Regions from separate parts of the Homo sapiens genome. Here all the other regions are linked to region 1. Evidence: chromatin contacts called from ENCODE Hi-C or POLR2A ChIA-PET data. All regions are on one chromosome and are shown on one strand. The core of a region is the stretch at or near the end of the contact, and the rest is flanking DNA. Distances in the headings are between cores, read along the strand shown.

What was found. Hi-C counts contacts between places; a loop is a spot of excess contacts on that map. ChIA-PET counts read pairs that join two places held with the same protein, here RNA polymerase II (POLR2A). Pooled maps may share reads with other maps.
Region 2: a map of Right ventricle myocardium inferior shows a loop between it and region 1 (10-fold over the local background). The contact joins the enhancer-like site here to the promoter of BMP4 in region 1. A Hi-C loop is called at or near these places in 10 of 168 maps with a recorded cell type or tissue (Right ventricle myocardium inferior, ascending aorta, cardiac septum and 4 more) and 8 of 50 pooled maps. POLR2A ChIA-PET finds 5 or more read pairs at or near these places in 2 of 52 experiments (MCF 10A and endothelial cell of umbilical vein).
Region 3: a loop to region 1 is called in a map of PC-9, with 9 times the contacts of the local background. The contact joins the enhancer-like site here to the promoter of BMP4 in region 1. A Hi-C loop is called at or near these places in 9 of 168 maps with a recorded cell type or tissue (Calu3, HepG2, IMR-90 and 6 more) and 6 of 50 pooled maps. POLR2A ChIA-PET finds 5 or more read pairs at or near these places in 9 of 52 experiments (Caco-2, GM12878, HEK293T and 6 more).

What each region holds. Positions count from the first base shown.
Region 1 is chr14:53,955,239-53,958,790 of GRCh38, forward strand. BMP4 (bone morphogenetic protein 4) reads right to left here and starts at 1,587. Exons shown (of 4, transcript NM_001202.6): 1 at 1,312-1,587. LOC124903317 reads left to right here. Exons shown (of 2, transcript XM_047432035.1): 1 at 1-1,090. The coding sequence starts at 663. RefSeq lists promoters at 1-485, 1,413-3,531, 1,413-2,755 and silencers at 711-820, 1,470-1,549.
Region 2 is chr14:53,713,953-53,717,504 of GRCh38, forward strand. The region is part of intron 5 of LINC02331 (long intergenic non-protein coding RNA 2331); the gene reads right to left. The region is part of intron 3 of LOC105370504 (a long non-coding RNA gene); the gene reads left to right. Among named protein-coding and RNA genes, the nearest start is that of LINC02331, 140 kb to the right of the region's middle. Within about 2 kb of position 1,644, at least 3 of the 41 ENCODE cell types and tissues checked have a DNase peak (open chromatin) inside an H3K27ac peak, as active enhancers do; they include endothelial cell of umbilical vein, where a contact is called at or near this core.
Region 3 is chr14:54,104,475-54,108,026 of GRCh38, forward strand. The region is part of intron 4 of LOC105370507 (a long non-coding RNA gene); the gene reads right to left. Among named protein-coding and RNA genes, the nearest start is that of BMP4, 150 kb to the left of the region's middle. Within about 2 kb of position 1,622, at least 7 of the 41 ENCODE cell types and tissues checked have a DNase peak (open chromatin) inside an H3K27ac peak, as active enhancers do; they include PC-3, PC-9 and ascending aorta, where a contact is called at or near this core.

The sequences.
Region 1 (3,552 bases), core at 337-2,836:
AGCTGTGCCCGCGGGGCAAAGGGACAGTAGAAGGGGCGGGCGCCCGGGTTCCCCGGAAAACCCTCGGCCCCAAGGAATCTCCTGGGGCGGGAGAGCGCGGTTCTAAAACCGAGAGGATAGGAAGGGGAAGGGGGAGTTGTGTTTCAATTTCGGATTCACCAGGATTCATCTCTAGTCACATTTTTCTTCTCAAATTTTTAAATCGAAAAGATAAAAGCCAAAAGAACTTTCATCCCCAGAGCTTTTTATTGGGGGAAAGGAATGTAACTCGGGGTGGTTGTCCTTCACTTCCCTACTCGAATCTTCTCCTAATGCCGAAATGTGTTTACAGGTAGCCTCAGTTTACCAAGTATGTATCTTTTGGGGGTTTAACCTCTCACAAAGCCTTCAACTCACAAACCGCGATCCTTGGAAACCATCCTCCAAAGCAGTGCTTGGAGGCCTCTAAGGCCCCCGGACCAACTCCCGCTGGAAGAAGCCTGCAGGGACTCGGGAATCACGGGAACCTTTCCCGTCGGTTCCGGGCCTGGAGGGCCAGGAAGAGCCGCGCGTCCGCCTTTCGTCCCGCCAGGAACTCCCCATAGGACACGACACCGCAGGAACAAGCGTCCTGGGAGCCCCTGGGATCTTGGCTGTCGTCTCTAGGGACCCTACACCGTGAAATGATAGAGGCGAGGTTCCTTGGGTTCCGCAAGTCGACGAAAATAGCTCGTGGAGAAGGCGCGTCCTGCAACTGCAGTTCGCAAGCTCTCAGGGCGCCCCGCCAGCTGGGGGCCAGATTGGGTGACACTCCCCTCGACGCAGCCTCCGGAGCGGCGCGCACTCTCCAGAGGCCAGCAGGACTGCGCTCTCTACCGCAGAACCTGCTCCAGCTAGGTGTTCTCTCCCCATCTCGCCGTCGCTCTGCCCCCTCACTCTCTCTGGACCTCAGAGCCGGTTCTCTCCTTCCTCCTCCCGCGCTTTCCGTCCGGGGATCGCAACCTCCAGCCCGTGGGCAACGCGTTCAGCCCAAGACCCCACAGTTTTTCCCAACGACCCCCCTACCAAGGGCTTCTCTTGTTTCTGCTCTCCTGCCCCGCACTTCCCAAAGGTGAGAATCTCCCAGGGACTGCTGGACAGAGAAGGCCTGGGCAGGGGCAGTAGCCGATATTTAAAGGTCTTTCAGCGCCAGCATCCCCACCTCCAGCACCACTATTGGAAAATAATTAGGCCACCTTTTGCCTCGGTCACAGCCTGTGACCAGCTTCTTCCCCCCAAGGAGGCTCCTAGACCCCCTCTGCCTGTCTCCCCTCACCAGGTAGCCTTGCTCACCATAGGTCCCTGCAGTAGCGGGCTCGCCAGCAGCAGCTCCTGGGGACCTCTGAACGGTTGCAGTGAACCTGGGCGAGGGCCGGGGACTGTGGCGCTGCAGGCTCGAGATAGCTTGGACGGGAATCCCATCGGGGAGACAAGCTAGATACTCAGCCGGAGCAGCAGCGGCGTCTCAGGCTCGCGTCCCTCAGCTCGGATGCCACACTCACCTAGCTTCCGGGCCGGGCTCCGCGCTCCTTCCCTCCCTCCCTCCTCCTCTGCCTTCTCGCATCTTCCTTCCTCCTCTTTCCCTCCCTCGCTTTCTTTCTTTCCTTCCTCCTCCTCTTCCCCGGCGGCCCCTCCCTCCTTCCCTCCTCCCTCGCTCGCCTCCCTTTCTGGGGATGGGAGCCCCGCCCACATCCTCCCCTCCAGCCGCCCGACCTCGCCTAGCAGGCCCGGGTCCCGGAAGCCCAGGCAGCGCCCGAGTCCGCAGCTGCCGTCGGAGCTGGGACGCCGCTGCCTCCAGCTCTGGGAAGCGGCTGGGGCTCACCTGGGGACCACGTGCGGAGGTACTAGAAAGCATGCACCGACTAGTCGCCGTACCTTCCAAAAATACCCATGGGAGTCTGGGCTTCCCTGAGTTTAGTGTAACTGCTGCCCAAACTGATGATTAAAACACTGAGTAATCACCATTTACCCTGAGTAATTAGAGATAATGAAACACCTCTAAAATCAGGTTATGGAGAAAGGAGCTGTTGGATCGGTTTAAAAGGTGGCCTTCCATAAACTGTTAAAAGATTTCCAAACGTTGAGAAACAGGCTGTGTGCAGAACTGTGTGCCAGAGAGAGATACCTCTTGGGCTGTTAAAAGGTGAATTTCCTTCCAAAACATTCTTAAAGTGCGTTTTGTAGAACACCTTGGTGATGACCCTGAGGTAGACCCCAGTAAATGAGCTCACTTCCCTCCTCCCCCCAAGGCCTAAAGACAGAGGTGGCCTGCAGACAGGCTGGGGCCACGTTTTTTACAGTTAGAAAAATCTGTTTCTAGCTCAGAAGCCGTCTTAAGAACCGACACAGCAGTTATTTTTGTTGGTGTTATGGTTGTTGTTGATTTTTTTGTTCATTTTTGGTGTACCTAAGAGTCCTGACACTCTGTCTTTCCAAGGAGATAACCACAGAAGCAGTAACCTTTTAGGCCACAGGGAGACAAGAAAAGATGCCCCTTGGTCTGTTTTTAAAGGAAGAGGGGAGATGAGGAATTGGCCCTTTCATATAAAAACATTTTAGTAATCATATTAGCAGGGAGGTGGAATGTGGTGGCTTTTAAACCTTCCCAAACAGGAACTAATTTCACACACTGCCTCTGATGGAGCTGTGAGGGAGCTATCAGCCTCATCTCTCTGTTTTACAAACAAGGAAAGGCAGGACTACCAGGTTAAAGGGACTTGCCCAGATCTCTGAAGTAAATCACAGCCTCTGCTCCAGAGCTAATGCTTCAGGGAGGGGTTGAGGCTCATAGCCTGAGCTCCAGGTAGCCAGAGGAGTGCTGGAAGACTGAGCATTTCCTGTCCTGGATTTCTTTCCCTGGGACAGACATGACACTTTACTGTCTCTGCAAAGCATTTAGGTCTTTACTTAAACAGATATTGGCCCTGGGTGGCTCATCTATAAAAACTTTACGTTTATACACCTTCGATATTTAAAAAACAAGAACTACTTCCTGTGTGGAACACAGATTACAAAGGGTGGGAAATATCTGAGATCAGAGAAGCAACTGTCAGAGCAAGGCCAAGACATCCTGCCATCTTTTCCATCTATTAGGCCTAGGTCTTTTGGCCTAATGCACCAAACAACAGAAACAAGCTGTATGGCTTTGGGCAAGTCTTTTCATTCCTATGAGTCTCAGTTTTCTCATCTGCAGAATGAAAGGATTGGGCCAGATCATCTGCATGCTCCCTTTATATTTGAAAATGATTTGATTATTTAATTGTAATTTTAGCCAAAGTCCGTCTTCCTTCATTTTAAGTCACTCCTGAGTTCACTTTCTCTAAGAACCACTGATTAAAACAGGGCAGGGCAATAACACCACCCCAAAAGGAGGACAAAATATACCTGTAGCTTCCAAATAGTCAAAATCACAATTAATTATTAAAAATAATAACAGAAAATTAAAACTCCATTAAATAGTTACCTAATGTTTCTCCTGCAGCATCAGGCATTGTGCTCCTTTAGCATGGTACCTGAAGTCAGGACAGATTAAAT
Region 2 (3,552 bases), core at 394-2,893, 240 kb before region 1:
ACCTCTCTTCACTGTATACCCAGAAACCAACACAGTCCTTGGAAGGTAGGAAGATGTAAACATTTGTTGTCTGATTGAACAAATGTTAGGGAGTAGTTCATGTATTGCTTGAGGGCCACCCAGCTTAAGTAAACAGTGGTTGGTGATTCAAACAATAGTTTCTTAGGAGAAATACATATCATTTATTAAATCATAGAAAGTCCCATTCAAATCATGATAGAAAAAATTGATTATTCAATAAGCATACTATTTTGAAATATTAAAGATAGATTTACACTCTACTTCTCATGCTTAAATAAACTAATATTGTTTTATAATAGCAAAAACACTGGGAAGAACTTAATCTCTAACAATATGGCACTAATTAAGTTCTTAAAACATACTTAGGGAGATGTCGAAGACAAATTAATATACGTAAAAGCTAATAGCAGAATACTAAATATAGTATTCTTTCTTTAGTATAAAACCAATCTATCTTATATATAGTAATATACGAGCAAAAAAACTTCAAAAACGATATGCAATGCACAGCATGATCTAAAACTAGGTGAAGTCAACATGTGGTTGAGGAGATCTTATTTGAAATTTTAAATTTTTTCCCACCAAGCATTATAGCACTTTAATGTTTGAAATAAAGAATACAGTTGGAAAAAAAAATAAAAGGAAATGTTTAGGACCTAGCAGTTAGATAGCAATTGAATTCAAGCCAAGTGTACAGATAGGAGTGTCTGAAATGGCTTTCCCTCTTACGATGATGATATATTTGGAAAGGTCCGGTGGGGTGTTTCTAAGGAAACTTAGCAGTGAAGTCCAAAACCATCATCTCCATCAAAAAAAGGGAGTAGGTCTCTGCGTTATGGGAAGATAAAAAGGGGAAGTGAATTGAATATTACATTAATAACAAAAGTAAACATCTTTGTTTAAAACAACAACAGTCCTGCAGCTATTAAATCTCAGCAGACAGAACCAGACGAGAACAGGACTAACTGCTCAGATAAGACCCTGCCAAGAGTGAAAGTATCAGCAAAAGGAAATGTATGCTAGTCTAAAACTCAATTAATTTCATCAAGGGTATCACTGAAAACAAATTATCATGTCCGATAACACAAAACCCTCACAAGCCAAAGGACACAGATAACACTCAAGTTCAAAGGCTTATAGTTTACTTTGTTTTTAGTAAGCTACATTTTCTCTAAACATAACAGGAATAATTAAAGGATGTTTCCTGTGCTGTTTCTGATATTAATTAAAGCTGTCCAGTGGTACCGATATGAGAACAATAGTGATAGAGCCAGCCAGTTTCATGTGAACTGCTTGTTGCAAATCAACTGAGGAGTTTGCTTTTTGGTATTAGCTCAATCTCACTTGTTCATGTTTGGAGTTACAGCAATGCAAAGTGCGTCCTTTTTCTTGACAATTGCCTTTCTATCTTCTTGTAGTGAGATTAGGAAATGAGCCAAGTGAAAGCTTGGTATCTGCACAAGCACAGATGGACATTGCTCTGTAGGTGGTTGAACTCTTTCCACAGTAGCCATTGGCTGGTGCACATCTGATTACCATTGTTTGGTCGCTCAAATGGGATTGTTTTTACTTTTGCTTTTTGATTTGTTAAAGAAAAATACAGAGTTGAGGAAACAGCTCAGGAATGAAGGCTGTGGCTCTGTGTTCTCACTCCCAAATATGACTCACATCTCTAATGAGGCTTGGGGCCAGTCACTTAACTCCTATGGCTCAATGTCTTTCTCTATAAAAAAAGAAATGGTAGCACCAAATGATCTGCAGTGGTGTTTTTGAAATTATCTAATGAGTGTAAAGGAATCTGAGAAAAAAATAAGGCAAAAGGAAAGATATATATCTTTATCTATAAAAGGGAAATAAAGATTGCTACATGATAAATTGTTGTCAAGGAAGAAAAACATCTCTAAGGGAGAGCTTTAAAAATAGAACAAATTTTTATTTCTCTGGGGTGGTCCTAAAGGATCTGAAGACACATATTGGAACTAGATAGTCTTACCAGGTCTCTTCCAGTCCTATGACTTCATAATGCCAAATCCTGAAAGATTGTCTATGTTATACCTACGAAAATAGACTTATCATTCTAGTCATTAAAGAACAAAAATGTGCCACAGTTCTTCTGTGTTTTACAAATTGAGCAAAACTGCTGAACTATGAAAAAAGTTTTAAATCTCAACTCCTATAGCTCTTACAAACCTCAGGGAAAGTTCTAAAATCTTAACTTATAAAAATGAATTTTAGCAAAGAAAATGGATTACCATATTTCAATTAAAATTCTAAAGGACCCCAAAGGCCTTGAGAAGAAAAGATACAAAAACTGCCTTCAAAAACTGAAAGCAGTAACAACAACAAAAAAAGCCAATAAAAAAATCCCACAATAAAATAATTTAATGAACATATGGATTTTTGCAACTGTTGAAGTTTGCTGCCAATTTTGTAGTTAATATTTCTGAAAGTCAGAATATGCTGATCACTACGTGTTTATAAAAACATTCTCAATAGTAAAGACAAAATATTGCACTTTGGCACATTTACTGAGCACATGGGCAATTATATCAGACTCTTACTTCACTCAAAAAGGAGAGTAAAGTAAAGGAGGAAGCCTCTCTTGTAGTTTTATGTGATCTGTTTCAATACCTTAGGACTCTTGATGTAAGGGCTTTCTGTATGAACAGCTCACCAACATAGAAACAAATGACAATAGTCCTTTAAGTATTTAGTAATTGTAAAAATATTTGGGAAGATAAAAACGTGGGATTTTTTGTGATATTTTCCAATGACAGCTGGAAATATGATTTTTCTTTACTTCAGGAAACTAAAACCTCTGGGATTTTTCAAATGTTTATTTTGGACAAAGACTATGAAAACATTCAGTATTTACCCTAGTGCCATTTGAAGCTCGTGTTTTGGGTCTGAGACGTCGTTTGGGCCTGAGATGTGCTCAGATTTTCATTTCAGTTGATGTAGCTTTGACTTGGAGCAAAACGTTACCTGTCATAGACTCGCACTGTGGAGAAAAGCTCAAGGCATGAATTAGTATCTTTAAAAATGTGCTCTTTCAAGCTCATGATCCTTTGGGGAGATCTGAAAGTCAAGAATTTAAGACTTTTCCTAAATAAAGGGGTTCTGGTACATCTGGAAGATGCATTTTTTTTCTCTCTCTCTTCTCTAAGAGAGAAACTGGGAGTGGGTGTAGTGGCTCATGCCTGTAATCCCAGCAATTCAGGAGGCCAAGGTGGGTGGATCGCTTGAGCCCACGAGTTCAAGACCAGCCTGGACAACATGGCAAGACCCTGTCTCTACAAAACATACAAAAAATTAGCCAGGTGTGGTGGCACATGCCTGTGGTCCCAGCTACTCAGGAAGCTGAGGTGGGAGGATAGATTGAGCCCAGGAGGTTGAGGCTGCAGTGAACGTGATTGCACCACTGTACTCTGGCCTGGGTGACAAGAGTGAGACCCTGTCTCAAAAAAAAAATTAAATTAAATTAAAAAAAGGAGAGAGATAGGGAGAGGGAGAGAGAGAGAGAGAGAGAGA
Region 3 (3,552 bases), core at 372-2,871, 150 kb after region 1:
GTCTATGGGAAAGTTAGTGGAACCAGACTCTTTACCTGTAGTGGGCAGGGGCCAAGAGAAACAAAACTGGCATCATTTTCAGGGTTGGGAAATCTAACCTGACCACACAAATAATTAAGCTGAAAGGCCACTTCATGCTCCCCCAATAAACCCAGATGTTGCACTTCACTTTAGGTAAACGTTATTTTTAGAGACATAAGAATTCAGCATCCAAAATTTATCACCCATCTGAGTGGGAGACACAGAACACAGAACAGATTTATATGTTTAGGGGGTAGGAATGGGGTTTAAGCTCAATAAAATCTTAACTGTGCTTTACTTTTTAATTTAACTTTCAAACATTTCTTTCCTGTTTTGTGACTGAGAATCTCGTACATGTCACCCTTTCAGTGAAGTATCACAGGAAAGACATTTTTGTGGTGTTTAATGGAAATAATTTTTCTTGTGGTATTGCTCTGATACCCTGGGAAACTGGCTCCCAGAGATAAATTAGACTAAAAGCCATCTAGTGCTAATTTATTAAGCAGTCAATGGTTTAAAACAACTTTCTCTGTTTCAGCTCACTGGAGATCTGTTACCGGCTCTTGAGAAGACAGCAAAGAGCCAAAGACTGATAAATTTCATAGATTATCCTGACACAGACAAAGTGAAGTGTTGGCATAGAAGGGTTTTGTAGCTGGGAAGGGGTAGTACACACTGTGGGTATGTCTATGCATGTGTACTTTACACACCTCCAACATTCAAACTTCAGTCTTCCACACTGGACCTCCCATAATAGTAGTTGAATATGCTGAAGAAACAAAAATTCTCTCTCAGGAACAAGTCTCTATAAAGAAATATCTCCTAAATTTTCTCCTACTAGAGTGTACCACAGATCAGAAAAGTTCCATCTGTAACGGAAAATATTCATGATCTTCCCCAGGGTTCTAAAGACCTCATTTTTCTACAGATGCCCTATGACAATGGTTCTTAGCCTTGGTTTCAAATTAAAATCACCAGGGAGCTGATGTCTGGGCCCTACCCTTAGAGATTCTGATGACTTTGGTCTGAGGTATGGCCTAAACTTTGAAAGTTTTAAATCCAGGTGATTCTAATGCAGTAAAGCTCAAGAACCACAGCCCTATAAGATACTGTCAGAGATTCAGGTCTATCCCACATCCGTGACTACCAGGTGACTAAGCTGTTACTATGTATCCCTTTTTTTTTCTGAAAATTCAGATCATGGTCACTGACCAGAAACACAGGGACATCAGAAATAAAGGACCAACAGTAAAATGTTTTGCGTAGCTGCTCAACTCCAAATGCTATTCTATGTGAAGGAGACTGGATGATTGAACCTGTGGAGGAAAACGCAGCTAGAATAAAGTATTGAGAAGAGGGAAAATGACTTGCTGTTCGTTTAAATTGAATTTTTTTTCAAAGGCAATATGCCACTGACCCTCTCTTCAAAGACAGAGAAGCTCCTGAGCAGAAGGCAATACTACCTTTTATGACCAGAACTAATAATTACCCTCTACATCTTAAGATGCATAAGAATCACCTGTAGAGCTCATTAAATATGCAACTGCCTAGGTCCCACCCCGGGGAGATCCTGACTCAGTAGAGCTGGAGTGGGGCCCAGGAATCTGATGTTTTCAAAGCTCCCCAGGTGATTCTGATTGAGGTGCGCTGTGCCCCACCTTTGAGAAACACTGAGTCATTCTATCTCCAGGCAACCTCATGAATGGTTCTTTTGCACAAACTGAATTGCTCTTCTTTGGTAAAATATATTATCAAAGTCAAGGAAAAACAGGGATTGTGTCTTTAGTGAAATACACTGCAAAATATTTTTTGGAAGGCATTTAACTAAAATTTATATTGAGAAATCTTCAGTCCTTTTTGGGTATCCAAGTGCCTCAGCATTTCCTCAAATTACCTACAGAGAAGAATGAAGATGAATTTCTACCCACATACAACTCTACCCACAAATTACAGCCAATATAGTTCTTGGGAATAATGAGGGATTTTTCAAAATCAAAATCCCTTCATGCTTTGAGGGATCACAAACACTGATGAGGAAAATACAACCATGAAAACAAGCACACATGCTTTATTCAAGGAATTTGGGAAAGGGAATGGATATATTCCTCCATGCTAGAAGTTACTCCCTTTTCATGATTAATATGGAAAAGCTGTCCATATTTATGTTGATTTTTTAAGGTGACACATTTTCATTATGGCAGTTTTACCCACTTAGCATCAAAGATAATGGAAAGAAACAAAATGTCATTTCCAGTTTGGGATGGAAATGTAATAACTGGAACTTACCCAGTCTCTCCTTCCAATTCAATGTGTGTGTGTTATCAGAGTAGAGCTGTACATCTGCAAGATGCAGCTATAATTATTTGGCACAAAACTTTGGAATCCATAGCTTGTGAACCTAAAATTTACTCAGAATTTATAATTCTACTGTAAATAGGGAAATGTGTATGCGTTGAGTGTGTGTGTTTGTGTGTGTGTGTATGTGTGTGTGCGTGTGTATGTGTGTGTGTTTGAGTGTGTGTGTGTGTGTGTGTGTGTGATGGGGGCAGAGATGGATATTCCTCACTTCTTTGTGTTTTTCACTCAAAATTGCCCCGGTACTCTAAAGCTCTCCAGCCTTGAACATTGTTCCCGTGCTGTGCCCACGTTCCATTGGCACAGGCACGGAATGGTATGCTTGGAATGTCTCCACCCTCCAAAATATTTTTGGATCAAGCTTATCCCTTTTCCCTGAAAAACCTCTGTTGTACAGCATTTGCTTCACTGACTTTTATATTTTTGAATGTGGACCAAATCATGAAAACTCCAGGGCCCCAGTCAACTGTTAAAAGTTCTGTTAACCCTCTGACATCAACAGAATTCTCACTGAAGGAGAGCAAACATGGAGTTCTCTGCTTGGAGTCTAGTCTCTTGTGTCATATTTACCTGCAGGCTCATTTCTAAATGCTCTTGAATTTAGACTTCAGCTTAGAGAAGCTAATTACCATCCAATTTATGTGAAAATAAATGACTTTCTTTTGTAGTTTCCTCTAGATGGGCTTGTTTTTCCTAGTGCGAACTGACAATCTCAGTCAAAGACTGGAGCCTCAGAGGGACTTGCAGGGGAGACTGCGTTTCCTCTAAGTCAAATTAGTGGGGATGTTTTCACTTGTATCCCTATGAAGTCAGTCAATAAATAATAATGTTTATAACAGTAATAGCACTATTAAAGTGTTATTATATGTGCCAGGTACTGGGATAAAATTGTCACATACAGTATCTCATTTAATTTCCATAATAATCATAGGAGATGGCATCCCTATTTTACTTTATTATTTATTTATTTGTATTTTTGAGACAGAGTTTTGCTCTTGTTGCCCAGGCTAAAGTGCAATGGCGCGATCTCGGCTCACTACAACCTCCATCTCCCAGGTTCAAGCGATTCTCCTGCCTCAGCCTCCCAAATAGCTGGGATTACAGGCATGTGCCACCACATCCGGCTAATTTTATATTTTTAGTAGAGACAGGGTTTCACCGTTTTGGTCAGGTTGG